Regions from separate parts of the Homo sapiens genome. Here region 2 is linked to region 1. A link is a loop called in an ENCODE intact Hi-C map of the cell type or tissue named here. Cell type or tissue: transverse colon. All regions are shown on one strand. Each heading gives the region's core, and the rest is flanking DNA. Links, peaks and the distances in the headings are about the cores only. Region 1 overlaps DHX34 (DExH-box helicase 34). Region 2 holds the start of MEIS3 (Meis homeobox 3).

Evidence for each region. Peaks named below come from ENCODE experiments on the same cell type or tissue, not always from the same donor. Only the 100,000 strongest peaks of a DNase experiment are listed, where the experiment ranks them.
Region 2: a loop joins it to region 1, with 9 times the contacts of the local background. A loop is called at or near these places in 6 of 110 quality-filtered maps.

What each region holds. Positions count from the first base shown.
Region 1 is chr19:47,352,267-47,367,455 of GRCh38, forward strand. DHX34 (DExH-box helicase 34) reads left to right here. Exons shown (of 17, transcript NM_014681.6): 2 at 488-1,469; 3 at 2,773-3,084; 4 at 5,600-5,854; 5 at 7,702-7,804; 6 at 10,210-10,427; 7 at 14,715-14,889. The coding sequence starts at 765. Among named protein-coding and RNA genes, the nearest start is that of DHX34, 11 kb to the left of the region's middle. RefSeq lists an enhancer at 2,796-3,295. In transverse colon, for the core only: no CTCF peak of the experiment used is centred there; no DNase peak of the experiment used is centred there.
Region 2 is chr19:47,413,911-47,429,099 of GRCh38, forward strand. It overlaps MEIS3 (Meis homeobox 3), which reads right to left and starts at 5,617. Exons shown (of 13, transcript NM_001301059.2): 1 at 5,160-5,617; 2 at 3,268-3,440; 3 at 2,894-3,053; 4 at 2,742-2,792; 5 at 1,141-1,191; 6 at 807-956. The coding sequence starts at 5,171. SLC8A2 (solute carrier family 8 member A2) reads right to left here. Exons shown (of 10, transcript NM_015063.3): 10 at 14,107-15,189. RefSeq lists enhancers at 3,711-4,703, 4,704-5,697, 13,924-14,492, 14,282-14,576, 14,493-15,060. In transverse colon, for the core only: no CTCF peak of the experiment used is centred there; no DNase peak of the experiment used is centred there; H3K4me3 peaks cover 1,595 bases; H3K27me3 peaks cover 8,000 bases.

The DNA.
Region 1 (15,189 bases), core at 3,327-11,326:
ACGTGTGTGTCACATGAGAGATCATGTGATCATGGCCGTCTGTGAGGACTCTGGTAGTCATATTCATTACCTCCTTTTTCTAGTTCAGTGCTTAAGAAACAGGCTGTTAGAAATGTTTCTAAAAATGGGCTGGGCATGGTGGCTCACACTGGTAATCCCAACACTTTGGGAGGCTAAGGTGGGGGAATTGCTTGAGCCCAGAAGTTTGATATCAACCTGGGCAACATAGTGAGATCTCATCTCTACAAACAGTAAAAAATTAGCTGGGTGTGGTGGCATGTGCCTGTAGTCCCAGCTGCTCGGGAGGCTGAGGCGGGAGGATCGCTTGAGTCCAGGAGGTCGAGGCTGTGGTGAGCCATGATTACGGCACTGCACTCCAGCCTGGGAAACAGAGTGAGACCCTGCCTCAAAAAGAAAAAAACAAAACAAAACCAAAAAAAGCAATGTTCCCAAAAGAGAATTAATGTCTTCTGTTCTCTCTCTTAAGAATCCAGGGCCTGAAAACCCAGAATGAACTTGTGTCCATCCCAGAGATCACTGCAGATGTCATGAGGTACCCTTTGTGTCACCAGCTCAAGCAGGCCTCTGGCCACTTTATCATCTGTGGTGGTCCTGTGCCGTGACCAGGAGGAAAAATTAGCTCTTTGAAGAGAAAGTAGTTCTCTATTGCAGGCACTGGCCTCTTAAATTGTTGCAGGTGGGGAATGGATGAGAATATTTGTTTTGGGTGATCAGAACTGAGACTCCTATTGTGGATTAGTAACATGCCTCCTCCTAGAACAAGGGAGGGCAGGGATCGCCGAGACCACCACCGGGCTCCCAGCGAGGAAGAGGCCTTGGAGAAATGGGACTGGAATTGTCCAGAGACGCGTCGCCTCTTGGAAGATGCCTTCTTCCGTGAAGAGGATTACATCCGTCAGGGTTCTGAGGAATGTCAGAAGTTTTGGACCTTCTTTGAACGCCTGCAGAGATTCCAGAATCTCAAGACCTCCAGGAAGGAGGAGAAAGACCCTGGACAGCCCAAGCACAGCATCCCAGCGCTGGCCGACCTACCTCGCACTTACGACCCACGTTACCGCATCAACCTCTCTGTTCTTGGCCCTGCCACGCGGGGCTCTCAGGGACTGGGCAGGCACTTGCCCGCGGAGAGAGTGGCTGAGTTCCGCCGAGCCCTGTTGCACTACCTGGACTTTGGCCAGAAGCAGGCATTTGGGCGTCTGGCCAAGCTGCAGCGTGAGCGGGCAGCCCTCCCCATCGCCCAGTATGGGAACCGCATCCTGCAGACGCTGAAGGAGCACCAGGTGGTGGTAGTGGCCGGTGACACCGGCTGTGGCAAGTCCACTCAGGTGCCCCAGTACCTGCTGGCTGCTGGCTTCAGTCATGTGGCGTGCACCCAGCCCCGGCGGATCGCCTGCATCTCACTGGCCAAGCGTGTGGGCTTTGAGAGCCTCAGTCAGTATGGCTCACAGGTGAGTGGGACGCACCAGGTTTCCGATTTTTCCAGCGTGACCTTGGGGGAATAGGTTGCTTGTCCATATGGCAGTATCAATAAAAATGAAGCACTTACCCTTGGACCCAGCGATGATTCTTCTAGAACTTTATCCACAGAGTGGCTTGTCTGTGGTCTACATGACAAAGGAGCTAGCATTAACCAGTGTAGCACTTTAACAGCAAAACAATGGGAAATGTCCTAAAGGCTCATCACTTTTTTTTTGAGACGGAGTCTCACTCTGTGGCCCAGGCTGGAGTGCATTGGTGCGATCTTGGCTGACTGCAACCTCTGCCTCCCGGGTTCAAGCAATTCTCCTGCCTCAGCCTCCTGAGTAGCTGGGATTACAGGCACCCGCCACCATGCCCAGCTAATTTTTGTAATTTTAGTAGAGACGGGGTTTCACCATGTTGGTCAGGCTGGGCTCAAACTCCTGACCTCAGGTGATCCACCCACTTCGGCCTCCCAAAGTTTTGGGATTACAGGTGTGAGCCACCACGTTGGGCTGCGAGGGTAATTCTTGACGATCACTGCAATGCAAACTGCCATCTTGGAAGGCCAATAATAGTCCTTCTGTCTCATGGTGGTCATGAGGATGAAATGGGTTGATATACATAAAGCACTTAGAGTGGCATATAATGTCCTGGCACATAGCAGGGACTCAAGAAAAGGTTATTGCTATATAGTTAATATTATATATACATGAGGCACAGTGCTAGATACTTTCTGTGCATTGTCACATGGAATTCTCACAGCATCTAGGAGGAGAACTATAAGGGATGGCATTGCCTGCCCAAGGTCAGTTGGCACTAAGTGGCAGAGGTGAGATTCAAACCCAAGCTGTTGGACTCCAGAGTCTGATGGGTAGGCATGGTATTTGCTTAGATTTTCTTTTTGCTTTTTCTTTTTTTTGAGATGGAGTTTCACTCTTGTTGCCCAGGCTGGAGTGCAATGGTGCGATCTTGGCTCACTGCAACCTCCGCCTCCCGGGTTTAGGTGATTCTCCTGCCTCAGCCTCCCAAGTAGCTGGGATTACAGGCATGCGCCACCACGCCCGGCTAATTTTGTTTGTATTTTTAGTAGAGATGGGGTTTCTCTATGTTAGTCAGGCGGATCTCGAACTCCCTACCTCAGGTGATCCGCCCGCCTCTGCCTCCCAAAGTGCTGGGATTACAGGCGTGAGCCACCGCACCCGGCCTGCTTAGATTTTCAATTTGGGCAGGGCCAGGGGCTGGTACCCAGGCTCAGGGTCCTCTCCTGATCCTTTCTTTCTCCCACCCCAGGTCGGCTACCAGATCCGCTTTGAGAGCACACGTTCGGCGGCCACCAAGATTGTATTCCTGACAGTGGGGCTGCTCCTGCGACAAATCCAGCGGGAACCCAGCCTGCCCCAGTATGAGGTCCTGATTGTGGATGAAGTCCATGAGCGGCATCTCCACAACGATTTCCTCCTGGGCGTCCTCCAGCGCCTGTTGCCCACGCGGCCTGACCTCAAGGTCATCCTCATGTCGGCCACCATCAACATCTCGCTCTTCTCCAGCTATTTCAGCAATGCCCCTGTGGTACAGGTGCCTGGGAGGCTGTTCCCCATCACGGTGAGTACTTCCCCCTCCTCCCACATCCCCAGACCTCCAACCTGGTCTCTGTCCAAACCTGGACATGCCTCTTCTCTCTGCTGCTGTATCTCCCATCTCTTTCATTTAAAGATGTTCTCTTTTTTTAAAGCTACCATTTTCTGAGCATTCATAATCAGCTGGTTAGAGTGCTAAGTGCTTGTTAGAGTAAAAGCTGTTACAAGAAGACCCAAAAATGGCTGGGCGCCGTGGCTCATGCCTGTAATCCCAGCACTTTGGGAGGCCGAGGTGGGTGGATCACGAGGTCAGGAGATTGAGACCATCCTGGCTAACATGGTGAAACCCCATCTCTACTAAAAACACAAAAACAAAATTACCCAGGCATGGTGGTGGGTGCCTGTAGTCCCAGCTACTCGGGAGGCTGAGGCAGGAGAGTGGCGTGAACCTGGGAGGCGGAGCTTGCAGTGAGCCGAGATCGCGCCACTGCACTCCAGCCTAGGTGACAGAGTGAGACTTTGTCTCAAAAAAAAAAAAGACCCAAAAATGTAAAGTCTCAAATAAGAGAAGTTTATTTCTCTCATATAACAGTGTGGCTGGTCCAGGCTGTTGGGCAACTCTGTTCCATGTGGTCATTCAGGGATCCGGGCTCCTCCTTTGTCATTACTCTGCCATCTCACTGGGCAGGATTTCTCAAAGTCAGCAAGATTGACATTTCAGTCTGGATAATTCCTTGTCGTGGGGGCTGTCCTGTGCATTGTAGGATATCTAGCAGCATCCCTGGCCCTACCCACTAGATGCTAGTAGTCTTCTCCTCTGGTTGTGACTATTAAAAATGTCTCCAGACATTGCCATATGTTCCCTCTGGGGCAAAACCACCCCTAATTGAGAAACACTGTCCTAGTGAGTTATCCTTGTCTGTATAGTCAAGACTTACAGGAAGAACTTCATTGTCTCTTGTGATTTCTGGTTCCGGATGCCCATCAATTTGCCTTCTAAGCAGCCATAAAAAAAGAAAGAATGGGTCGGGCACGGTGGCTGGTGCCTGTAATCCCAGCACTTTGGGAGGCTAAGGCAGAAAGATCACGAGGTCAGGAGCCCAAGACCATCCTGGCCAACATGGTGAAATCCCATCTCCACTAAAAATACAAAAATTAGCTGGGCATGGTGACGCACGCCTGTAATCCCAGCTACTTGGAAGGCTGAGGCAGGAGAATTGCTTGAACCCGGAGGTCGAGGTTGCAGTGAGCCAAGATGGCTCCACTGCACTCCACCCTGGGAACAGAGCAAGATCCCATCTCAAAAAAAAAAAAAAGAAAGAAAAGAAAGAGAGAGAGAGAGTGCGAGCCGAGTGTGGTGGCTCATGCCTATAATCCCAGCACTTTAGGAGGCCGAGGCGGGTGGATCACCTAAGGTCAGGAGTTCGAGACCAGCCTGGCCAACAAGGTAAAACCCCGTCTCTACTAAAAATGCAAAAATTAGCTCGAGTGGTGGTGCGCCCCTGTTATCCCAGTTACTCAGGAGGCTGAGGTGGGAGAATTGCTTGAACCTGGGAGGTGGAGGCTGCAGTGAGCCGAGATCATGCCACTGGGTGACAGAGCGAGACCCTGTCTCAAAAAGAATGAGGCTGCTTCCTGAGAAATGTTTTCTAGGGTTTTTGTTTTTTGTTTTTTGTTTTTTTTAGTAGAGACGACGTGTTGCTATGTTGTCTGCCTGGTCACGCATACCTGAGCTCAAGCAATCCTCCCGCCTTGGCCTCCCAAAGAGCTAGGATTACAGGTGTGAGCCAACTATGCTGGGAAATCAGCCAACCAACCTGGCTCAGGCTCAGGGTCCTCTCCTGGTCAGCCAACCAACCTGATTTCTAGGTTTTTAATCCTGGTTTCATCACCTAGAATATTTTTCTTGTTGAAGCTACTCTAAACATAAGATAATGCATGCATTGTAAGTATATAGCTTAATTAGTTTTCACCAGTTACATACATCTGTGTAGCTAGCACCCAGGTTTAGAAAAGTCAAACATTGCCAGCACCCCACAAGCCTTGCAGTTGCTTTGTTACTTTGTCTTTTTATTACATCCTTCAGAAATTATCTAGCTGGAGTGTGCTGTCTGTCACCTGACTGTTTCTCAATTAGGGGTGGTTTTGCCCCAGAGGGAACATATGGCAATGTCTGGAGACATTTTTAATAGTCACAAGCAGTGGAGAAGACTACTAGCATCTAGTGGGTAGGGCCAGGGATGCTGCTAGATATCCTACGATGCACAGGACAGCCCCCACGACAAGGAATTATCCAGACTGAAATGTCAATCTTGCTGACTTTGAGAAATCCTGCCCAATGAGATGGTGGCATAATGAGAAAGGAGAAGCCTGGATCCCTGAATGACCACATGGAACAGAGTTGCCCACCAGCCTGGACCCGTTGCACTGTGTCTTCTCCGTTAGCCTGTGGTCTCCCCCGTCAGCCTGCAGCCTCCCCAGCCCATTGCTCTGAGCTGGAGGGACAGGGTGTGCTTCTACCTGGGGCTGTCTCCTCTCAGGTTGTGTACCAGCCGCAGGAGGCGGAGCCGACCACGTCCAAGTCAGAGAAGCTGGACCCGCGGCCTTTCCTGAGGGTGCTGGAGTCCATTGACCACAAGTACCCGCCTGAGGAGCGGGGTGACCTCCTCGTCTTCCTCAGCGGCATGGCGGAGATCAGCGCCGTGCTGGAGGCTGCCCAGACCTATGCCAGCCACACCCAGCGCTGGGTGGTACTGCCACTGCACAGCGCCCTGTCTGTGGCCGACCAGGACAAGGTATCACAGGAAGCCCGAGTGGGGCAGGCGGGGGGTCTGCATGAGTCAGGGGTGGCTGCGCACAGGACTTGTGTAACTCCACAAACACAGGGCTCGGGGGCTGTACTTGTGCAAAGTCGTAGCCACCTAGTGGCAGAGCCAGGCTGCGAACCCAGGTAGTCTGGCCCCGGAGCCCATGCTCTAAACCAGAGGTCGGCAAACTTTCTATAAAGGGTCGGAGTAGATGATGTCAGTCCTATCGACCATGGGCTCTCTGTCTGTCACAGCTACTCAGCCCCACTGTTGCAGCATGAAAGCAGCCATAAACTGAGTGGGTGAGGCTGTGTTCCAAAACAGTTTTTTTTTTTTTTTGAAACAGGGTCTTGCTCTGTTGTCCAGGCTGGAGTGCAGTGGCACGATCAGGGCTCACTGCAGCCTTGACTTCTTGGGCTCAAGTGATCCTCTCTCCTTAGTCTCCCAAGTAGCAACTATAGGTGTGTGTCACTAAACTCCATTAATTTTTTTTTCTTTTTGGGACAGAGTCTCACTCTGTCGTCCAGGCTGGAGTGCAGTGGCATGATCGTGGCTTACTGCAATCTCCACCTCCCGGGTTCAAGCGATTCTCCTGCCTCAGCCTCCTGAGTAGCTGGGACTACAGGCACCCGCCACCACGTCCGGCTAATCTTTTGTATATTGAGTAGAGACGGGGTTTCGCCATGTTGGCCAGGCTGGTCTCGAACTCCTGACCTCAAGTGATCTGCCTGCCTCAGCCTCCCAAAGTGCTGGGGTTACAGGTGTGAGCCACTGTGTCCGGCCTCCGTTAATTTTTTTTTGAATTTTAGTAGCAAAGAGGTCTCACTGTGTTGCGCAGGCTGGTTTCAAACTCCTGAGCTCAAGCGATCCTCCCCTAGTGGGGGCAGTGCCAGTTTATGCTTCAGCAGATCCCTCTGGCTGCCATGTGAGTCTACAGGCCAGAGATCTGAGGGGAAGCTGGAGTAGGATCAGAGTGGGCGAGGAGAGGCCTGGACCAGGGCAGGGGCTGGGCTGTCGGAGGAGGGAAGGATTTCAAGAAAAGTTCCAGATGGCCTGGTACATTGGCTCATGCCTATAATCCCAGCACAGGAAGCTGAGACAGGAGGATCACTCGAGCTCAGGAGTTAGAGACCATCCTAGGCAACACAGTGAGACCTTGTCTCTACAAAACGGAAGAAAACTAGCTGGGCATGGTGGCATGTGCCTATAATCCCAGCTACTTGGGAGGCTGATGCAGGAGGATCGCATGAGCTCAGGAGGTCAGGGCTGCAGTGAGCTGTGATCACGCCACTGCACTCCATTGTAGGCCACAGAGTGGGATCCTGTCTCAAAAAAAAAAAAAAAAGTTCAAGATGTTCAGGTCGGGGGAGCAGGTGTGGTGGCTCATGCCTGTAATCCCAGCACATTGGGAGGCCAAGGCAGGCGGATCACCTGAGGTCAAGAGTTCAAGACCAGCCTGGCCGACATGGTGAGACCCCGTCTCTACTTAAAATACAAAAATTAGCCGGGCATGGTGGCGGGCACCTGTAATCCCAGCTGCTCGGGAGGCTGAGGCAAGATAATTGCTTGAACCCGGGAGGCAGAGGTTGCAGTGAGCCGAGATCACGCCACTGCACTCCAGCCTGGGCGACAGAGCAAGACTCCGTCTGAGGGTGGGGGAGGGCCCAGGATGGCCCAGGTGATGGGGTGGACGGTGAGCCATCTCCAAAAGGGAGGTCTCTGAAGGAGGAAAGGGTTCCAGGGAAGCTGCTGACACGGGGGTGGGCAAGAAATTGGACACATAGGTTAGTCGGGGCTGAGTTAGTTCCTGACACCACCCCCTCCCTTCCTCCCAGGTATTTGATGTGGCACCCCCTGGAGTCCGGAAATGCATCCTCTCCACCAACATTGCTGAGACCTCAGTCACCATTGACGGGATCCGCTTCGTAGTAGATTCCGGTAAGGACCACCATGAGCCCCTACCCACCACCCCCAAGGACTTAGGAGCATGGGGTCCGGAGGTGTGCGTGTGTGGCAGGGGCGCACCAGCTTGGATTGGGAAGTACAGTTGACTTTCCCATATCCAAAATGCTTGCTTGCAACCAGAAGTGTTTGGAATTTCGGGTTTTTTTGAATTTGGAATATTTGTATCAATTTTATTATTTGAGTATGTCAAATCCAGAAATCTGAAATCCTCCAGTGAGCATTTCATTGGAGGGTCACGTTAGTGCTGAAAACATTTCAGATTTTCGAGCATTTCAGACTTTGGATTTCCAGAATTGGGATGCTGGAAGACGATGTGTGGGGCCATGGACCAATGGCAACATCTTAGTTTTTCTCACACCTTCCAAGCCTGCTTCTGCCCTGGGGCCTTTGTACTGTTCTCTCTGCCGAGAGCTGTCTTTCTCCAGGTATCCACACAGGTGACGCCCTCACCTCATTTCAGGGCCCGCATAAATGTCCACCCGTCAGAGAGGCCCATACTGTCCACTCTGTCTAAGAGATATCCCCTCCTCCATCCGCTGTTGCTTGTCATATGAGGGGGATTGACATTCTGTTTGTTGTTGTTGTTGTTGTTGTTGTTGTTGTTGTTTTGAGACGGAGTCTTGCTCTGTTGCCAGACTGGAGTGCAATGGTGCAAGCTCCGCCTCCCGGGTTCAAGTGATTCTCCTGCTTCAGCCTCCCAAGTAGCTGGGATTACAGACATGCATCACCACGCCCGGCTAATTTTTGTATGTTTAGGAGAGATGGGGTTTCACCATGTTGGCCAGGCTGGTCTCGAACTCCTGACCTCAAGTGCTGCCTGCCTCAGCCTCCCAAAGTGCTGGGATTACGGGCATGAGCCACCACGCCCAGCCCGACATTCTATTTTATGTGCTGCTCTGTTTGCTCACTTTCTGTCTTCCTGACTGGAATGTTCTCTGGGAAGTCAGCATAGCATAGTGTTTGGAGACACTGGAGCCTGCCTGGCCAGGTTTAGTGCTGGCTGTGTGGCTGGGGTCATGTGACTGACACTTCATGTATCGGTTGGCTCATCTGAAAAATGACAATGGCAGGCCGTCCCGGCTGGGCGCGGTGGCTCACACATGTAATACCAGCACTTTGGGAGGCCAAGGCAGGCAGGTCACTTGAAGTTAGGAGTTTGAGACCAGCCTGGACAACATGGTGAAACTCCGCCCCTACTAAAAATACAAAAATTAGCCAGGCATGGTAGTGCGTGCTTGTAGTCCCAGCTGCTCAGGAGGCTGAAGTGGGAGAATCACCTGAGCCCAGGAAATCGAGGCTGCAGTGACCTGTGATTGTGCCACTGCACTCAAGCCTGGGCAACAGAGCGAGACCCTGTTTAAAAAAAAAAGAGAGAGAGAGAAATTAAAAAAATAATGTCTGCCAGGTGCTGTGGCTCATGCCTGTAATCCCAGCACTTTGGGAGGCTGAGGCAGGTGGATCACCTGAAGTCAGGAGTTCAAGACCAGCCTGGCCAACATGGTGAAACCCCATCTCTACTAAAAATACAAAAATGACCCGGGCATGGTGGCGGGTTCCTGTAATCCCAGCTACTCAGGAGGCTGAGGCAGGAGAATCGCTTGAACTCAGGAGGCAGAGTGAGCCGAGATTGTGCCATTGCACTCCAGCCTGGGCAATAAGAGTGAAACTCCATCTCAAAAAAAGAAAAGAAAGAAAATGTAAAAAAAGGTTGTTCTGACACTGGAGGAAATATGGTGCTCTGTTCAGTCCTGTGAGACTAGGACCTTTGTTTAGCTCACTGCTGTTCCCCTAGTGCCTAGTGCAGTGCCTGGTATATAGTAGGTGCTTAATAAGTATTTATTGGATAAGTGAACCTCTGAAGAAACAAAGACTTGGGAAAATAAATGAAAAGATGTGTGAGTGAAAGGCTGGGTGCAGTGGCCCACGCTTGTAACCCCATCACTTTGGGAGCCTGAGGCAGGCAGATTGCTTGAGCCCAGGAGTTTGAGATCAGCCTGTGAAACCCCGTCACTGCAAAAAATTAGCCGGGTGTGTTGGTGTGCACCTTTAGTCCCAGCTACTCGGGAGGCTGAGCTAGTAGGATCATCGCTTGAGCCTGGGAGGTTGAGACTGCAGTGAGCTCTGACTGAGCCACTGCACTCCAGCCTGGGAGACAGTGAGACCCTGTCTCAAAAAAAAAAAAAAAAAAAAAAAGATGTGTGAGGAAATGAAAGAATAAATGAACAAAATGTCAGAGTTGGGCCCAGAATAAGCCCTCAGTTAGCATTAACAGAATAAAGGAGTAAGTGAGGGTGTTGGCGAGTGACAAGAGCCAGGCGCGTGGCCAGCTGCACGTGGCTGCCACACACAGACTCCCTTTCCTCATTGCTCCCATCCAGGAAAGGTGAAGGAGATGAGCTACGATCCGCAGGCCAAGCTGCAACGGCTGCAGGAGTTCTGGATTAGTCAGGCCAGCGCAGAGCAGCGGAAGGGCCGGGCGGGCCGCACGGGCCCCGGAGTCTGCTTCCGCCTCTATGCCGAATCGGACTATGATGCCTTCGCCCCCTACCCCGTCCCAGAAATTCGGAGGGTGGCCCTGGACTCGTTGGTGCTGCAGGTGAGGCATGGGCAGAAAGGGGACTATATCCTAACTGCTGGCACAGGGAGGAACCTGGGAGGCCTTTTTTATTTTATTTTATTTTATTTTATTTTGAGATAGCGTCTTGCTCTGTCACTCAGGCTAGAGTGCAGTGCTGTGATCATGGCTCACTGCAGCCTCCATATTACAGGCTCAAATGATCCTCCTACCTCCACCTGCCAAGTAGCTGGGACCACAGGCACACACCACCACGCTTGGCTAACTTTTAAATTTTTATTTATTTATTTATTTTTGAGACGGAGTCTCCCTCTGTCGCCCATGCTGGAGTGCAGTGGTGCGATCTCGGCTCACTGAAACCTCCGCCTCCCAGGTTTAAGTGATTCTCCTGCCTCAGCCTTCCTAGTAGCTGGGACTACAGGTGTGCACCACCAAGCCCAGTTAATTTTTTGTATTTTTTTTTAGTAGAGATGGGGTTACACCATGTTAGCCAGGATGGTCTTGATTTCCTGACCTTGTAATCCACCCTCCTCGGCCTCCCAAAGTGCTGGGATTACAGGCATGAGCCACCGCGCCCGGCCTAACTTTTTTTATTTTTAGTAGAGATCAGGTCTTGCTATGTTGCCCAGGCTGGTCTCAAACTCCTGAGCTCAAGTGATCTTCCCACCTTGGCCTTCCAAAGTACTGGGATTACAGCCATGAGCCATTGTGCCCAGCCAGCCAGGAAGCATTTACATAGGACCCAACCCCAGAGTGTCAGGGTCAGGAAGGATAGGGCTAGCCAAGCCACTGAGGGGAACCCATCCCTTCCAAATGTCAAAACCCTTGTTGAGGGGAGAATTGTTCCTTAAATCCATAGGGTCAGCTGGGCATGGTGGCTCACACCTGTAATCCCAGCACTTTGGGAGGCCAAGGCAGGTGGATCACTTGATACCAGGAGTTTGAGACCAGCATGACCAACATGGTGAAACCAGTCTCTATTAAAAATACAAAAAATTAGCCGGGTGTGGTGGTGTGCACCTGTAAGCCCGGCTATTTGGGAGGCTGAGGCAGGAGAATTGCTTGAACCCAGGAGGTGGAGGTTGCGGTGAGCCGAGATCACACCACTGCACTCCAGCCTGGGCGATAGAACAAGACTCCATCTCAAAAAAAAAAAAAAAAAAAATGTCCATAGGGTCAAAGGAAGAACCAGTGACTCAATCAGAATGCTTTCAGCTGTAACAGGAAACCTAGCAGGAAAGGGCTTTTAAAACCAGGGTTTCTCAATACATTTTATGTCATGATTTGTATCTCATTTGTTAATTTAGCATAGGTTAGACTGCCATGACAAATACACATGGTCACGAATGGCCAACAGCGGAATGGTGGTTTACAGGTTGGCAGGCAATTTTCTTTATTCAGGGACCCAGGGTCCTTCACTCTTGTGGCTCTATAATCTCCCCAGGGGCTTTTCCTGCATATGTGTCCAGCCAGCCAAAGGGTCAAGGGCATGGGAAGTGAGTACAGGAGGGTTTGCGGGTCGAGCCTGCAAATGGTGCACTTGCCTTGCACTCACCACTCCTGGTCAGTCCTCAGTCTCGTGGCCACGCCCAACCGTGAAGGAGGCTGGGAAGTGTAGTCCTTGTGCTCAGGAACAAAAGGAAAAGGAAAGTTGGGAGCAGCTGATGGTGTCTGCCACAGGCTCACGTGCGGGTGTAGCACAAACCAGTGGCCTTCCTGCAGGAGGTGCACACTATTTTCTATTCTGTTTGATTTCATCTTTTAAAAAAAAAAATACTAGTGCTGCCGGGCACAATGAGTGACTCATGCCTGTTATCCCAGCACTTTGGGAGGCTGAGGCAGGAGGATTGCTTGAGGCCAGGAAGTCGAGACCAGCCTAGGCAACACGGTGAGGCCCTGACTCTAGAAAAAATTTAAAAATTAGCCCAGTGTGATGGCACACACCTGTGGTCCCACGCAGGAGGCTGAGGCAGGAGGATCGCTAGAGCCCAGGAGTTCGAGGCTGCAGTGAGCCTTGATTGCATCACTGCACTCCAGCCTGAGTGATAGAGCAAGACCCTGTCTCATAAAAAAACAAAGTCCATGGGGTAGGTAGTCTTACCCTAATTTTTGGACCAGAAGAAGGATGCAGAGAGAGAGAAAATATTGCCCCAGGTCACACAGCTGGCAAGTAGTAGAGTCAGGGCTCCATCCGAGGCCACCAGGCGTCAGAGCCTGCTTCGTGAGTGGCCGCTGGCTCCAGGCACAGTGGGCGTCACCTCCTCCTCCTTTACCATCCGGAGGCAGAAGCAAGGAACTGCCCTTCTCTGTGGGTCTAATTTTTAAGGCCACAGGAACATTTTCTAGACTCCTCTGGCCAGTCTCTCATCCTCTCTTGTCAGCAGAACCGGGTCATATGTGTTCACCCTATGCCCCGCAATTGTCTAGGGTTGTGGCATTGCCTGAGTTGATCAGAGCAGTGTCTCAGCCCCAGCTGCATACTAGAAACACCTGGAGAATTTAAAAAAACCCCAGGCCCTGCCCCCTGCCTCTTTAAATTGAGCTTCTAATGTAAAGGTTATTTATTTATTTATTTATTTATTTATTTATTTATTTTTGGGACAGAGTCTCACTCTGTCGCCCAGGCTGGAGTGCAGTGGTGTTATCTCGGCTCACTGCAACCTCCACCTCCCAGGCTCAAGTGGTTCTCCTGCCTTGGCCTCCCGAGTAGCTGGGACCACAGATGGGTGCCACCAGGCCCAGCTAATTTTTGTAATTTTAGTAGAGAGGGAGTTTCACCATGTTGATCAGGCTGGTCTTGAACTTCTGACCTCAGGTGATCTGCCTGCCTTAGCCTCCCAAAGTGTTGGGATTACAGGCATGAGCCACCGCGCCCGGCCTATAAAGGTTTTTAAATGAGTATTGGGTGAACTCATAGACGGCATCAAGGCTTGGTCAGCAGGGAGGAAGGAGCAGCAGCTGCTTGCAGGTGGACGCCAGAACTTCTAGTGCCCTCGGATCAAAGCCAGGCAAACAGACTTCTCTGAGCTTCCTTCTCGCTCTCTGGCTGTCACATGAGCTGCCTTGCCAGCCTCTCCTTCTTCCAGTCACCAGAGAGGTGCTGTTTGCTTACGTATGCCACGCCAGACCCCGGGGTGGACATATGCTGTCACTTAATTCTCCCACCATCTACTGCCTGCCTGGACTGCTGCATTAATTGGGATTCTTTTGGTTGTAAGTGAGAGAAATACAACTGAAACTATTGTAGGCAGAAAGGGGGATCTTACCATTTTGTGCATTCATGAGGCGGCATGTCTAACTTAGGAACAATCCAAGAATTTCTCCATCTGCTGTAGGTGGGCCCATTTCCAAAAAATGGACAAAGTCAAAGGTCACAGCAGTTCTGGGTTAATAAGATAGCCTTCCATCCTGGCCACAACCAGAGAGGATGCTGGGAATGCTCTTCCTGGCTCCAGTCTCATGGAAGGATTCTGATTGGTCCAGCTCAGGTCACGTGCCTCTCCTCCATGGTCTGGGGCAAGATGTGCTAGGCAGACAGATACAGAGACAGCAGCCCTCCTTGCCTGCCTCTGCACAGTGGATCTTGACATTGGGAATTTTATTTTATTTTATTTTATTTTATTTTTGAGATAGAATCTCACTCTGTGGCCCAGGCTGGAGTGCAGTGGTGCAATCTCGGCTCACTGCAACCTCCGCCTTCCAGGTTCAAGCAATTCTCCTGCCTCAGCCTCCCAAGTAGTTGAGATTACAGGCACTCGCCACCACACCTGGCTAATTTTTGTATTTTTAGTAGAGATGGGGTTTCACCATGTTGGCCAGTCTGGTCTCAAACTCCTGACCTCAAGTGATCCACCTGCTGTGGCCTCCCAAAGTGCTAGGATTACAGGCATGAGCCACTGTGCCTGGCTGACACTGGGAATTTGAGATGGAGTCTCGGTGTATTGCCAGGCTGGAGTGCAGTGCAGAGGCGCGATCTCGGCTTACTGCGATCTCCACCTCCTGGGTTCAAGCGATTCTCCTGCCTCAGCCTCCCGAGTAGCTGGGATTACAGTCATGCACCACCACTAATTTTTGTATTTTTAGTAGAGACGGGGTTTCACCATGTTGGCCAGGATGGTCTTGAACTCCTGACCTCAAGTGATCCGCTTGCCTTGGCCTTTCAAAGTGCTGGGATTACAGGCATGAGCCACAACGCCCGGCCAACACTAGGAATTTTAAAACGTCATGAATTTGTGATCTCTGAGCCCCGCTGTGCTGCACAGTGGCTCTTGTGTTCCCCAATCTTGGGGGTTTTGCTTCTCATTCTAGATGAAGAGCATGAGTGTGGGGGACCCCCGAACCTTCCCCTTCATCGAGCCCCCACCACCAGCCAGCCTGGAAACCGCCATCCTCTACCTCCGGGACCAGGGGGCCCTGGACAGCTCAGAGGCCCTCACACCCATTGGGTCCCTGCTAGCCCAGCTGCCTGTGGACGTTGTGATTGGTGAGTACCCACCCCCCTCCTGATCACTCAGGGCCCCAGGAGCGGGTATGGGCACAGCTCACTCTCTGAGTGGCCTGGGGGCAAGTCTGTTTCTTCCCTGGGTCCAGTTCATTTATTCACTCTTCACTGGGCCAGGCACTGTTCTAGGTGCTGGGCATATAGCAGTGGACAGAACAGACACAAATCTCTGGCCTCAGGGAGCTGACATTTTGGTGAAGAAGACCAGCAATACATTAGGACAATAAGGAAAAGGCATAGTAGATCAGATGGTGCCTAGTGTTCTGGAGAGAAGAAACAACG
Region 2 (15,189 bases), core at 3,081-11,080, 61 kb after region 1:
ATTTTTAGTAGAGACGGGGTTTCACCGTGTTAGCCAGAATGGTCTTGATCTCCTGACCTCATGATCCACCCACCTCAGCCTCCCAAAGTGCTGGGATTACAGGTGAGAGCCACCGCACCCGGCCTGGGTTTGATTCTTTGTGGCCGCATCTGAGCCTGTGAGTCTATTTCCAAGTCTGCGTAGATGAGTCTGGGGCCATGTGGCTGTGAGTGGTGTGTGCGTGTGATCTCGGCTGCAGCCCGACTGTGATGTGGCCAGGGTCACGTGTGTGCAAGAGGGCACCGTGGTCAGTCCGGGCCCAAGTGTGGTTATATCTGAGTTTGCCGGGCAGTACCTGGGGCTGTTTGGCTCTATGTCCATCTGTGTGGCTGGAGCGGGTGTGTGTATGCAGTGGACACATACTCAATTGAGAACGGCGTGCGGAACCCGGCTGTGTGTTCTATGCTGCTGTCGTATGGCTGGGCTGGGGGGCGTGTGTGAGTACCCGGTGGACGCTACTGTCTGGCTGTGAGCAGAAATGGCTGTTGCTGAGTTGGTGTGGCTGTATGTGGACCTGTGTGGGTGTAGCTGAATCTGTGGGTGGCATCTGCAGCCGCTGGTGTGCGTGTGTCTGTGCACTGTTGCCCAGCCGCATCCGAGTCTGCGTAGCTGTTGTGTAGTGGGTGTGTGGCTGTGTGCATATGCGTGCCCTGTGATCAGGCTGACTGTGGCTTCGTCTGAGGCTGTGTAGTGCACATGCGCCCTCATGCGGTGTCCAGGCACAGCTGTGGCTGCAGGACGATGCCTGGTGCCCGTCCCGGGCCCACCTGGTCTGGGAGGCTGGGGCAGGAGGCTGGGTAGTCCTCGAAGTCCTCCCTGCAGCCGCCGTCCCGATCCTCGATGACCAGGTCGATGGGCATCTTTCCCTTGAGGCAGGTGATGTAGCGGTGACAGAAGTTGTCGCACAGGTCGTGGACCTGGGGGGGCACCGGGGTACTGGGGGGGGCCACCCACGGGGGCAGGGCGGGGGTGCTCAGGGACGGGGGCGGCATTCTGCTTCAACTCCGGTGGGGAGAGAGCTGGAAGGTGGGGGGCAGAGGCGACGAGAGGGGGTGGGATGACAGGGGCAAGTGAGGGTGTGGGGAGGTGAGACGCGCTCACCTTCTCCAGCTCCAGCAGGTGGAACCGCAGCACCTGGATGGCCTGGATCATCTGAAAACGTGGGCGGGAGGTGGGGGGAGACAGAGGGAATTGGGGGAGGGAGCAGGGAGGAAGAAGGAAGAGGAAGAGAAGGAGGAAGAGGAGACACAGAGAAACAGAAAGAGTGAGACAAAATGACAGGGACAGGGAGATGCAGCAAAGAGAGACAAAGACACCAGGTGCAAGGGGGAAAGAGAGAACAGAGATGCAGCCCAGAATTAAGGAAAGAGCAGATGTTAGATTGAGAGAAGCAAGAGACGAAAAAGGACCCATCACAAGCGGGGAGAGCTAAGGTGAGCCATGCTGACTGGCATTCCCATCCTCTGCCTGTTGGCCCCCAGCTCCAGGCCCCACCCACCTGCAAGCTACATTTCCCAGAACACTTGCCAAAGGGTTTGGCCAATAGGAAGCCCTGGCAAGAGCTTGGGGAGCAAAGGATGGGAGAAGCTGGGTATTCCTCCCTCCTTTCTTCTCTCTCTCTCTCTTTTTTTTTTTTTTTTTTGATATGGAGTCTTGCTCTGTTGCCCAGGCTGGAATGCAGTGGTGTGATCTTGGCTCACTGCAACCTCTGCCTCCCAGGTTCAAGCGATTCTCCTGCCTCAGCCTCCTGAGTAGCTGGGACTACAGGCGTGCACCACTGTGCCCAGCTAATTTTTGTATTTTTAGTAGAGACAGGGTTTCATCATTTGGTCAGGCTGGTCTCGAACTCCTGACCTCAGGTGATCTGCTTGCCTCAGCCTCCCAAAGTGCTGGGATTACAAGCATGAGCCACCGCACCCGGCCCTCTTTTTCTTTCTTTCTTTCTCTTTCTCTAGCTCTCTATGAGAGACAGGGTCTTGCCCTGTTGCCTGGGCTGGTATGCAGTGGAGCTGATCAAGGGTCACTACAGCCTCGACCTCTTGGGGCTCAAGCGATCCTCCCGCCTCAGCCTCCAAAGTAGCTGAGACCACAGGTGCATGCCACCACACCCCGCTAATTAAATGTTTTTGTAGAGGTGGGGTCTCGCTACGTTGCCCAGGCTGGTCTCGATCCCTGGCCTCAAGCTATCTCCTGGCCTTGGCCTCCCAAAGTGCTGGCATTACAGGCGTGAGCTGCCGCACCCAGCCTCCTCTCCTTGGGCAGCAGTCCCTGCGCTCACTTTGGCATAGGTGCTGATCTTCTGACGGATGGAACATCAGACACTTTTTGAGCCCTATTCTGTGCCAGGTGCTGTTCCACGCACTTGAATCGCATTCACTCATTAAACCCCCACAGCAGCCCTCCAAGACAGACATTACTACCAGCCACACTTCACAGACGGGACACCAAGGCACGGAGATGCAGAGTGACTTGCCCTGGGTCACAGAGCTGGTGAGTGGCAGAGCTGGGATTTGAACTCGGGCCATGGGTCCCGTTCTCAGACTCTAGGCTGTACCACACGGCACGTGGGCAACAATCATGACGGTTTGGGGACATGGACCAGGTGGCCTTCTCTCTGCACCCCCCCCACCAACCCCAGGGATGGGGCGTCAGGGAAGGAGACCCATTGGAGGAGGGGGTGTGGGGGAGGGCTCGGGTCTCACCAGATTGTCCAGTTCTGGGTTGGAGGAGAAGAGGGGCCTCTCAGAGCGAACCTGGGAGGGAAGAGAGAGGCCGGCAGGGGGATGTCCCGCCTTCCACCCACCCCTCCTCGCTGGCTCTCTGACTCGGTGTGTGGTGGGTGGGAGGTGCCCACCTGCTTGGCAAAGGCAGCGATGTCCTCGTTGAAGGAATCAGAGGAGCAGACGTCACCTCCAGGGGGTGTCCCCAGCCCAGCTCCGGCCCCGTCACGGGGAGAGCATGTAGCCAGTTCACATTTCTCAAAGACCAGGGCCAAGAGGGGGAAGAGCGGGTGTCTGGGGAGGCAGGAAAGGAGAGAGGTTGAGGGAGAGGCTGGGAGGTGGATGGAGGGGCTGCCAAGATGCAGAACAGCTGGGGAGGGGACAAGAGACCCAGAGAGGGAAGGAGACAGAGACTCGTACACAGAGAGAGACAGAAGCAGACCCAGGGAGCAAAGAAGCAGAAAGACAGAGAGAGAGAGACAGGAGCCTGAGACCCGGCCCCACTCACCCATAGATCTCATCCTTCTCCCTCTTCAGGCCGTCGCTGTCCAAGCCTGGGGGCAGGGGCTGGGGAGGCCGGTGCGGGCCATAGGGCCCTGGTACTGCGGGCACTGTCTCTGGGAAGCTAGCCAGGGCTGCGGGGCCATCCACGATGCCTGGGTAGTGCGGCAGCTCATCATACTGGGGGAAGGTGAGAAGAGAAGGGCGGAGCCCCAGGGAGGGGTCAGCACCCCGAGACTCGGCTGAGGAGCTTCTCTATCCTGGAACCCAGGAGATGCCCTTCTGTGTCCCAGAAACCTGCCTGTGGTCCCCAGGTGTCTGAGCCCCCAAGCTTGAAGCCCTCCAGGTCCCCTGGAGCTGCCTCGGTGGGGAGTGAGGACCCCGTCCAGGCAGAGATTCCTGACATGTGGGCAGGAGGACCCAGAGGGAGAGACGGCAGGGTCTGGCTGGGAGGGAAAAGAGATGGAGAAAGTGGCGTGAGAAGACAGTGACAGAGACAGAGAGAGAGACAGACAGAGAGGGAGATCCATGGACACCTCCTGTAGGAACCGCGCATTGTTGTACACAAAGTACACATACGAAGCCTCCCTGTCTTCTATTTCATTTCACAGTTGGCAGATAAGCGCATCAGAGTAAGTCTCAACAACATGTCACACTCCACTCGCCACGTGAATCTACCACACATGTAGACACAGCCATACACACCAACCCACGTGCACACTCATGTGTCAGTCACACCCAAATCCCCCCCCCCACACACACATGCACACACACATGCACACAGCCCAACACCAGGCACAAGAATGAATGCATGATTGAGACATTTGGCACATGGATGAATGAATGAATGAGGCATTTAGCACAGGGCCTGGCTCATGCTGTGAGCACTTGTTGCCGGAGAGGGTCACTCCGCACCACCATACAGACACGATTGCGCACCCAAGAGAAACACCATTATGGGGTAGGACGACCGCGTCCTGTCGTCACAGAACCATGCACCTGGGAAGCCAGGGGCACCTTCCTCTCATCAGGTCAAATCCCTTCCTCAGTGATGAAGACACGGAGGCTCAAAGAGGCAGCAGGACTCGCACGGGAAGAGGCTAGAACGTTCCTGCCTCGGACCCTCGCCTGGCTGGGCACCCTGGTTCTGTGTGTCCCACTCTTTCCCTCTCCCTCTTCTCCTAACTTCTCCTGTGCCCTGAAGTTGAATCCAACTGCTCCCCGCTGCTCAAGGCACTCTCACCAAAAGCGGTCCTCACAGCCTACCCGGAACCCCCAAAACGGGCGCGCGCCTCCTCCCCTGTCTTCTATCCCCGTTCCCATCCCCAGGGAGACAGGCTCCGTGGGGCCAGCAGCCTGGTGAGACCACCTCTCCCACCCCTGTCCCACTCCTAGCCCTGGAGAGGCAGGGGCGGCTTGGAACAAAAGTAGAGCGAAGGGAAGGACGGAGGAGAGCAGAAAAAAGGGGGGACGGTGAGGTGCGGGCGGCTGAGATGGAGGAGGAAGCCCAGGAACAGAGGAGAGAGACTGCGGGTGGGGGAGGGCAGAGAGAGGGGGATAGAGAGGCAGAAAGAGGGGGGAGACCAGGGACAGAGAGAGGGGGACAGAGAGGCAGAAAGGAGGAGGAGAGTGGGGCAGACAGAGGGGGACAGAGGGGCAGGGAGAAGGAGAAGCTAAACGATGGGGAGGAGGCGAGGCCGAGGGCCAGGAAGAGACACTTGGGGGCAGAGAGGGGGCACACAGGGACTGGGAGACCCAGGGGCGGAGGGAGGGGCAGAGAGAGAGCGAGGTGGTGTAGAGGACGGATGGGCTAATGGGGGCCAGCGCCGGAGAGTGGGGGATGCAGGGACAGGGGGTGCGGAAGCGGCCGGGACGCGGGGTCCCCGCCCCGAGACCTACCCTCCGGGCCATGGGCTGAGGCCGGCGGCAGCTCCTGGGTCCCTCCAGAGCCTGGCCGCGGGGGAGGGCGCAGCCCGGGGCCGCAGCCCCTGACGGCCCGCGGTGTTGACGCCAGGGGGTGGGCAGGAGGCCAGGCGCGCGCCCCCCCACCCCCGCCGCCGTCAGCGGCAGGCGCCGGGCCGGGTGGGGACTCCGCGCATGGACCCCGGCCCCCGCCCCCAGCGGGGGTCACGGCCAGGAGCGCATCGCCGCCGGGGCGGGGGCAGCAGGCGCAGGCGGGGCGCCCGAGGCCCCCTCCTCTGGGCCCCCCCCGTCCCTTCCCCGGCTCTGGAGGGAATCGAACCGTCCCGAGACGGACACACCGGGGACCGCAGGGGGCGGGGGGCGGCCCGGGGCGACGGAGGGTCCGGCGGCGGCTCAGGGGTGCTGGCAGCCGCGCTCCCCGTTCCCGGTCTCTCCCTTGTCTTGTGGAAATTAAACAGAACCACCAAGGAGCGGGATAGGGGATGAGCCAGAGTGAGCCTGCAGAGCTACAGCACGAGGGATTGGGGTTAGGGCAGCAGCAGCACTTCCGGTGGGAGTCGGGGAGGGGCAGGCTGTGGGGGGAGGAGAGGAAGAGACCGCGGCCCTGGTGCCCCCAGGCCCCTCCTCTCCTACCCAGGGCTGGGGTTCCTGCTCCGGGTTTCTCAGTCTCCCTCTTTCCCAGTCTCTCTCTCCTTGTCTCTCTCTGTCTCCGCTTCTCCCGTCCTTTCTCTCCTCTGGCTCTCTGTTCTCCGAGCCCCCTGGACACACCACGGACCCCCTCCCTGGCCATCTCCAGGGGTCACGTGGGAATCTGGAGTCTGGTCCCACCGTAGGCTCTCCCCTCTCTGAGGCTCGATTCCCCCTCTGCAGGATGGGCAGTGCGCTGGGGGCGGCGGGGGTGGGCTGTGGATAACGGAGAAACAGTTAAGCTAGAGGGTGCCAGGACTCAGGGTCTTGGCTGAGTCTGGGGGTCCCCATGCCGGCGGGCTCTGCCCCCGTGGCTGTCCTGCGGTGAGGCTGGCCGTTTAAGGCAGTCCGAGGGGAAGGGTCTGGAGGCCTTGCCTTTCCTCAAGGCCGGCGCACCCCAGATAGGGGTTTTGGAGCAGAAAATTAATTTAAATCACTTTTTAATTAAAGACACAAGGCCCTTTGGTCTGCTCCACCCCCACCTCACCCTCAGCCAAGACTTGGGGTGAGGGATGCAAGGGTTAGGAGTCTCTGGCTCTATTTGCTTTTTTGGGGGGTGGTGCATGCTAAGGTCCCCTTAGCCCAGGCTGATTCTGAAACCTAGAGGAGCAAGTGCGGCCTCATCTGACGGCCAGTGGTGGGGGGCGTGGACAGAGCAGGAAGGGAGGGAGGGGGCACCTGGGATGGGGATGGGGCCTAACTGGAGTGGGGAGGGAGGTAACTCCAGTGACGGTGTGATTCAGAGAGAGAGAGAGACAGAGACAGACGCGGGTGGGAGGAGAGAGAGAGAGAGGTGCAGACAGAGTGAGACAGACAGGAGGGGGAGGGAGTGGGGGACAGGAGCTCCAATAGAGACCCTGGAGTCGTCCCTGCCACCCCCAAAACAAGAGCAGGGGGCTTGGACTCTGAAGCATAAATCTTTCTAATTAAAGAAAGAGACGAGCTGTTGGGAAGGGAGAAATAAGTGTGTGGGAGAGAAATTGATTGGGGGAGGATGGAGGATGCCGGCGGGGGACGGAGGGAGCAGGGGGGAGGCTCCGGCTTTCTGAGGCTCTTCCTCCAGTCTTTCCCTCTGTCTGTCCATCCGTCTGTCTGTCCGTCTCTGTCTCTCGCTCTCTCTCTCTCTCTCTCACACACACACACACACACACACACACACACTCTCTCTCTCTCTCTCTCTCTCTCTCTCTCTCTTCCTGGCTGTCTCCCTTAAATAGTCCTGGGACCCTTCTGTTCCCAGGGGGAGGGAGCAGGTGGCGGCCAGGCCTGGTGCTGGAGCGGGGGTGCCTGTGTCACTGCGTCGCGGCTGCCTGTCGGCTCTTCGAGGGTGTGCTTGGGCCTCCCTGTGACAGTGTCTGGAAGCGTCTTCCCTGCCCGGCTGAGTGGCTCCCTGGGTGGCATCAGAGTGACCCCAGCTCCCAGTCTGCAGGGGTCTCCGCCCTCTAGCCCTGTCCTGCACCTGTTTTACAGACGGGAAGCGTGGAGCCCTCTATGAGTAGATCTGGGGGACCTCATGGGTCTCCCCAGCACGGGCTGGGCGATCTCTCAGCGGACTGGCCCTTCAGTGCCCCAACCTGAGCACCGACCACTGGGGCTATGCCCACCAGGCAGCCACGTCCCCCGGGGATCCGCAGTGGTCCCCAGGATCCCCTCTGAAAGCCTACAGGAGCAGACCGAATGAACGAGGATCCACCTTGGGTTCCTCCTGTCCTCTCTCTCGGGCCTGCTAGCCTCCTGCCTCGGTTTCCCCTCTTTATCAACCGCTCTGTGTCTGTCTCTCTCCTTCTGGGGGCCCAGGTTTGCTTCCTCCTCCTCATTCCAGGCTCTCTCTGAGAATCTGTGTCTCTGCTCAGGAGGGTGGGGGAAGAAGGGACCCTAAAAGACAGGCCGTCTCTGTCTCCATCTCCGCCTGGGCTATGTCTGTCTGTCTGTCACCTGGGCTGTGTCTGTCTGTCTGTCTCCTGGCTTTTTTTTTTTTTCTTGTATCTCTGTGTCTCTTTGTCTGGATGTCTTCTCTGCCTCATCTTTCTTATCTCTCTTTCTCTCCATCTTTCTCGGTCTCTCTCTCCAGGGGCCTCTGTCTCTTCTCCCTCCTTCCTCTCCCTCTCTCCGCCTCCCTGTCCCCCCCACCGTATCCTCCCTGGGCTTCTGTCTCCCTGGCTCTCTCCCCTCTCCTCCACCCGGGCCCTTCATAAATACATCGCCCCCTTCCCGTCCTCCCGCTGCCTGGCCCAGCTCCAGGAGAAGGAAACATTTATCTTGGTGGGGGCGCCCACCCCTGCGCCCGCCCCTCCGCCCGCTGGCCACGCCATCCATCACCCGAGCCCAGACTCCTGTGGCTCATTCGTCACCGGCCCTGACAAATGCCTGCCGCCCCCTTCCCCTCCCGCCCCACCAAGCAATCATACCATTAGCCACGGCTCAGCGGTGGCGGGAAGGACCCGGCCTGACCCGGGCGGGGGGCGGGGCACAGGCTGCGGCTCCCACCGAGACCCCTCTCTCCCTCTTTTCCTTCCCTTTCTATCTCTCCTCGCCCTCTCCGTCTTTTTTGTTGGAATCTGCTTTCCTCTGCCAGTTTCTCGCTGTGCCTCTGGGTCCTGTCTCCGGTCCGTCCTCCTCCTCATCCTCCTTTTCCTCACCCTCTCTCCTTCTCTCCTTCTGTCTCTGTCTCTCTCTTACTGAGTCTCTTTCCAGTTCTGACTCTGTCTCTGTGTCTCTCTATAACTGTATCTCTCTGTCTCTGCCCGTCTGTCTCTCCCTCTCTGTCTCTCATCTCTCTCTGTCTCTCCCTCTCTGCCTCTCCATCTCTCTCTCTGTCTCTCCACTCTGTCTCTCCCTCTGTCTCTCCCTCTCTGTGTCTCTTCATCTCTCTGTTGCTCCCTCTCTCTCTGTCTCTCCATCTCTGTCTCTCCCTCTCTCTCTGTCTCTCCATCTCTCTGTCTCTCCATCTCTCTCTGTCTCTCCATCTCTGTCTCTCTATCTCTCTCTGTCTCTCCTTCTCTCTCTGTCTCTTCATCTCTGTCTCTCCCTCTCTGTCTCTCCATTTCTTTCTCTGTCTCTCCATCTCTCTGTCTCTACCTCTCTCTCCATCTGTCTCTCCCTCTTGCTCTCTGTCTCTCCATTTCTCTCTGTGTCTCTCCTTCTCTGTCTCTTCATCTCTATCTCTCCCTCTCTGTCTCTCCATTTCTCTCTGTCTCTCTCTTTCTGTCTCTCCCTCTCTCTCCCTCTCTCTCTGTCTCTCCCTCTCTCTCCATCTCTCTCTGTCTCTCCCTCTTGGGGTCTGTCTCTCCATTTCTGTCTGTCTCACCATCTCTCTGTCTCTCCATTTCTCTCTGTCTCTGTCTCTCTCTGTCTCTCCATTTCTCTCTCTGTCCCTCCCTCTCTCTCTGTCTCTCCATCTCTCTCTGTCTCTCCATCTCTCTCTGTCTCTCCCTCTGTCTCTGTGTGTCTCTCTCCCTGTCTCTCCATGTCCCTCTGTCTGCCATGGGCTCTGTCGGCCCAGCCGTGCCTTTTAAATCTCTGGTCTCTGAGAGTACCCTCGGCGTTGGCCTCACTGGCTTTGTGTGCTGGGAATGGGGTGAGGGTCTTGCCCTGGCGCCCTGGGACGCCCGCCCCGCCCCGCTCCCCACCTCGCTCTCCTCCCTGGTGCTGTGTTCTGAGTCTCTGGGCTTCCTCCGTCTGCATCTTCTCTGCATCCTGTCTGTATCTCTGTCTCTGCTGCCTCTCCGGCCCCTGTGTTTTGTTCTTGGCTCTCTGCTCCCTCTCCAACTTCCCCTCCTCTTTTTGTGTCCCTTCTCCACCTCCTCCACCGTCTGTGTTCCCCCTCTACTGACCCCACCTACCCCTTTCAATCCACCACCCATGACATTCCCTTCCCCGCACTTCCCCAGGGAGAGAATTGCAGGGAGCAGGCAGGGAACGGGAGGCAAAGGTGGCGAGAAGGAGAGAGTGAGGAGGTACCTTGGGAGGCACTGAAGCCTGGAGCCTCATCCCTCTCTCCTTTGGCCATGTGTGCCTGGAAGTCCTCCCTAGTGTCTGATTTCAATCCTCAGGGGGACGGCAGAACGTGGAGGAGATGCCAGGTACCAACCCTTCCCGATTCCCTGGGAGAGGCCGAGGAGGGAGCTGGGGGCATCAGACCAGGAGAGAGGGCAACCTGGGCACAGTCAGTGCTGTGCTGGTGGCCACCCATTGCCTTACTGGAAGAGGGAGGTAGTGAGACCCCCGTTCTGGGAAGTAATCATAGCAGAGGCTGTCTCTGACCCACTCATACCACCTAGGACCCAACAGCATCTCTCACGCTGGCACCTGCGACCCTTCCCTGAATGCTTTCCAGACCAGGGTAGGAGGCGCTAGAAGTCAGCACCCCTAAAGAGGTCCTGGGCCACCATCAGACAGGAGTTAGTGGATACATAACCCAAAGTCTTCAGGTGGGGAACTCCAGAGTTCCCTGAGAGGTCCCCAGCAGGATGGAGACCTCATTGTCCACAGGGTGACCTGCTCATTCAACACTGCCTTTATTATTTATTTATTTATTTATTTGAGATGGAGTCTCGGTCTGTCACCCAGGCTGGAGTGCAGTGGTGTGATCTCGGCTCACTGCAGACTCTGCCTCCTGGGTTCAAGTGATCCTCCTGCCTCAGCCTCCCGAGTAGCTGGGATTATAGCCACCTGCCACCGTGCCCGGCTAATTTTTGTATTTTTAGTAGAGATGGGGTTTCACCATGTTGGCCAGGCTGGTCTTGAACTCCTGACCTCAGGTGATCCGCCCACCTTGGCCTCCCAAAGTGCTGGGATTACAGGCGTGAGCCACCGCGCCCAGCCTTCAACACCACCTTTAATGGTTTTCTTTCCCATCTCCCTCCAGTGCCTCCTGGGATCACCTCACAAATAAACTATTTCCCTCCCATCCTTGCTGTGGGCTGGCTTCTGTTGGTGCTCAGCCTAAGACGGTGGCCAGCGGGGGCATGATGGATGGGCAGAGAGGAAACAAAGGGAAAAGAGGGACCTCTCGTGGTGGTGAATCATATGTGTCTACGTGGCTAGGCTGTGCTGCCCTCATGTTCAGGCATCAGCCTAGATGTTGCTGTGAAGGGGTGTGTGTGTGTTTGAGACAGGGTCTTGCTCTGTTGCCCGGGTTGGAGTGCAGTGGTGCAATCTTGGCTCACTGCAACCTCTGCCTCCCGGGTTCAAGCGATTCTCCCACCTCAGCCTCCTGAATAGCTGGGACTACAGGTGTGAGCTACCACGCCCAGCCATTGTAAAGGTATTTTAAAAATGAGATTAATAGCCGGGCGCGGTGGCTCACTTTGGGAGGCCGAGGTGGGTGGATCACAAGGTCAGGAGATCGAGACCATTCTGGCTAATGCGGTGAAGCCCCGTCTGTACTAAAAATACAAAAAATTAGCCGGGCGTGGTGGCCGGCGCCTGTAGTCCCAGCTACTCATAGTCCCAGCCACTCGGGAGGCTGAGCCAGGAGAATGGCGTGAACCTGGGAGGCGGAGCTTGCAGTGAGCTGAGATCGCACCACTGCACTGCAGCCTGGGCGACAGAGCCAGACTCCATCTCAAAAATAAAAAAAATGAGATTAACATTTAATATCGATTGACTTTGAGTGAAGCAGATTGTATGGGTGGGCCTTATCCAATCAGTTGAAGGCCTTAAGACTGAGGTCCCTCCAGGAAGAAGGAGTTCTGCCTCCAGATGACTTTTAGGTTTTGCTTGGGTTTTGTTCATTTGTTTGTTTTTTGAGACAGGGTCTCACTCTGTCACCTAGGCTGCAGTGCAGTGGCATGATCATGACTCACTGCAGCCTCAACCTTGTGGGCTCAAGTGATCCTCCCACCCCAGCCTCTGGAGCAGCTAGGACTACAGGTGTGCACCACGATGCCTAGATAATTTTTATTTTTAGTAGAGATGGGGTCTCACTGTGTTGCCCAGGCTGGTGTCGAACTTCTGGGCTCAAACAATCCTCCCACCTTGGCCTCCCAAAGTGCTGGGATAACAGACATGAGCCACCACACCCGGCCTGGGAGGCTAATATATATTCATTTAATCCCCACGACAACCCTGTGACATAGGTACTGTTAGCATCATCATCACGCATTTTCCAGATGAGGGAACTGAGGCACAGAGAAAGTCAGCCGCTACACTATGCTGCCTCCCAGGACAATGTTAATCACTCCCAAGCTGACCCCATAGAGCTCTTTGCATCCAGGTGAGAATCATGACCTTCGGGGTGAGGTGACGGGACAGGTGTGAAAGTCCTCATGTTTTCCAAGCCTCAAGCTCTCAATGTGTCTCTCTTTGCAGCTGAGACCTTACTCATCTTCCTGCACCAAGACTCTACACCCCCTTTGTTTGCATTTGTTAAGATGAAGGTGTCCCAGACCTGGCACGATGGTTCACGCCTGTAATCCTTTGGGATTACAGTAGTTCACTTTGGGAGGCTGAGGTGGGTGGATGACCTGAGGTAAGGAGTTCAAAGGAGTTTGAGAACAGCCTGGGCAACATGGTAAAACCTGTCTCTACTAAAAATACAACAATTGGCCAGGTGTGGTGGCGGGCGCCTGTAATCCCAGCTACTTGGGAGGCTGAGGCAGGAAAATCGTTTGAACCCGGGAGGTGGAGGTTGCAGTGAGCCGAGATCGCGCCATTGCACTCCAGCCTAGGCAAAAGGAGTGAAACTCCATCTAAAAAAAAAAAAATTTGAAGGTGTCCCTTGTCCCATTCTACATCGTGGAACTCATCCTGTCCCATCTTTGCCCTTCTACCTGTGAAACTTTGGGCACATTGCTTCACCTCTCTGAGCCTTAGTTTCCTCTTCCGTGGAATGGGGTGATGTATAGAACTGGCAATAGGTTTAAGCAGATCATGCTTGGGGGGGTCCCCATCACTGCCAGCTGCTGTTAGCACAGGCCTCCCTTGCTTTCCTGTGCCCCTGTAGTCAATGCCCTCTACTGCTCCTCCAGCAACCTCCCCTCCTCACATCAGGACTCTCCAGAGAGTGATCTACATGCCCTGACTCAATTTCCCCACCTCCCACTGCAGATCAGTGCACCGTCTGCCCCTACACCTTCCACAAACCTGTTCTCATCAAGGCCTAAAGCCAAAGGTCGATTTTTTTTTTTTTTTGGTAGTGGGGAGACAGGGTTTTTCTCTGTCACTCAGGCTGGAGTGCAGTGGTGCAGTCCTAGCTCACGGCAGCCTCGACCTCCTGGGCTCAAGCAATCCTCCTGCTTCAGCCTCCTGAGTATCTGGGACTACAGGCACATGCCACCACGCTTGGCTAACTTTTAAAGTTTGTGGAGACACGAGGACTCGCTATGTTGTCCAGGCTGGTCTTGAATTCCTAGGCTCAAGCGACCCTTCTGCTTTGGCTTCCCAAAGTGCTGGGATTACAGGCGTGAGCCACCATGCCGTGGGCCTATTGTCTTACCTTGGACTTCAGGTTGGGTGCGGCCGGTGGGAGGAAGTGGCAGGAGACTAGCAGGTGGGAGCAGAATGAGGTCGAGGTGCTTACTCTCCCGGCGCCCCGCTATCCCCAGTGCAGGTTGGTGATGCCTGTACTCTTCTACTCTACAGACTCAGGTCCCCAGGTCTCTGCAGCCTCGGGTGCCTCTGCTCACCCCTTCTAGCCCAGGTATGGCAACTGCTCCCTCTGCTGCTAGCCCTGGGGTACTACACCTTCCCTCGTTTTCCCCAACCCTGCCCACTCCTCAGTAGCCCTTTCACCCAACTCTCCCTGGCTACTCCGTTTGAATGAACACACCACCTCTCTCCTGCCAAGATGCACTCCCTGAACTCCCTCACGCAGCCCCATCCATTCTCTCTCTCAACCACTCCCTTCTCACCATCGCCCTCCCACCCTCCTACTCCCCTCTCCCCTCGTCTGCTGCCTCTGTCCCTGCTCCAGCCTTGTCCCTGGTCTCCCAGCCCCCAGTAGCCAGGAGGAACGTCTCATAAAATAAATCAGGTGATATCAACCGCCTGCCTCCTTCCCCCACTTAAATCCCTTGCAAAGCTCCCCTTTACTCTTAGGATATATTCCAAGCTCCCTAGAGTGGCTGATAAAGTCTCTTATGATTTGTCCTCAAGTTCACTCCCCACGCACCCCATACCTCGTTCATGATAACCATTTCCAGGGCTCTGAAAAAGCCATTATCTCCCAACTCTGCACACCTTTACACAGGCTGTGTCCTTTGGCACAACACACACACACACACCCCTCCTCCTGTAGGATCTGAGAAAATTACTTGCTTTATTTAGGAAACCCCATCAACCCCAGCTCTTTGGCTCAGGCAAATGAACGTCTCTCTTTTGTGTTCCCAGGATGCCCATAAAGAGAAACAGTTTGTGGCTCATGCATGGGGGCGTGGCTAGTGGAAGCCCCTGACTGAAGCAGGAAGGCGTGGCTGAAGCACGACTGATAAGTGGGGGTGTGATTAGTGGAAGAGCTAGGCTGATGAATGGGGGCGTGGTTAGTGGAAACCCGTAATTGACGGATGCGGGCGTAGCAAGTGGAGGAGCTTGGCTGATGAATGGGGGCGTGGTTAGTGGAAACCCACGACTGACGAATGGGGGCATGGAGAGTGGAGGTGCGTGGCTTGTGGAAGCCCATGACTGATGGATGGGGGTGTGGCTAGTGGAAGAGCTAGGCTGACGGATGGGGGCGTGGCTAGTGGAAGCTCATTACTGATGGGGGCGTGGCGAGTGGAAGAGCTTGGCGGCTGGACCCCGGCGCTGCTGCTATATGTGGGTGTGTCCCGCAGACGACCGCGGGCCGCAAAAACCCAGATTACTTGGTTTAACAGTTGCCCAAATCTCAGTCAGAGACCTTATTAGCCCCCTCCTCCTGAATCCCAGCTTCCCACGGGACTGTTTTTCAGGCAGAATTTCAAAGTTTTATGGCAACTTTTACAGAAATCACAGAAAAGAGACAGCGACTGATGATGAGCTGGGGGAGAGAAGGGTAGTGGGTAACGGGTCTGGGATGTTGGGGCTGAGCACAACAGGACGATAGAATGCTGAAAACCTGTGGGAAGCAGAAAGTTATGGGGGTAGTTGGGTCATCCTAGGGGCCCAAGGAGTGGGTGGCACTGCCCAAATGTGTCCTTTGGGCAGGAAACATCAACAGTAAGAAAATGCAGATGGCCTACCGACAGATGGAAGGCCTCCAAAGTTAAAAATGCCCACCCAGATCCCTTGGCCCAGTCCCATCCCCCCACCCATCCCCACCCCCCATCAGGCAGAGATGTGGCAGCATTTGCTGGCTTGTAGCATTGGTCCTCTGGGACCCTCGGTCTCCTCTTCGAGGGTC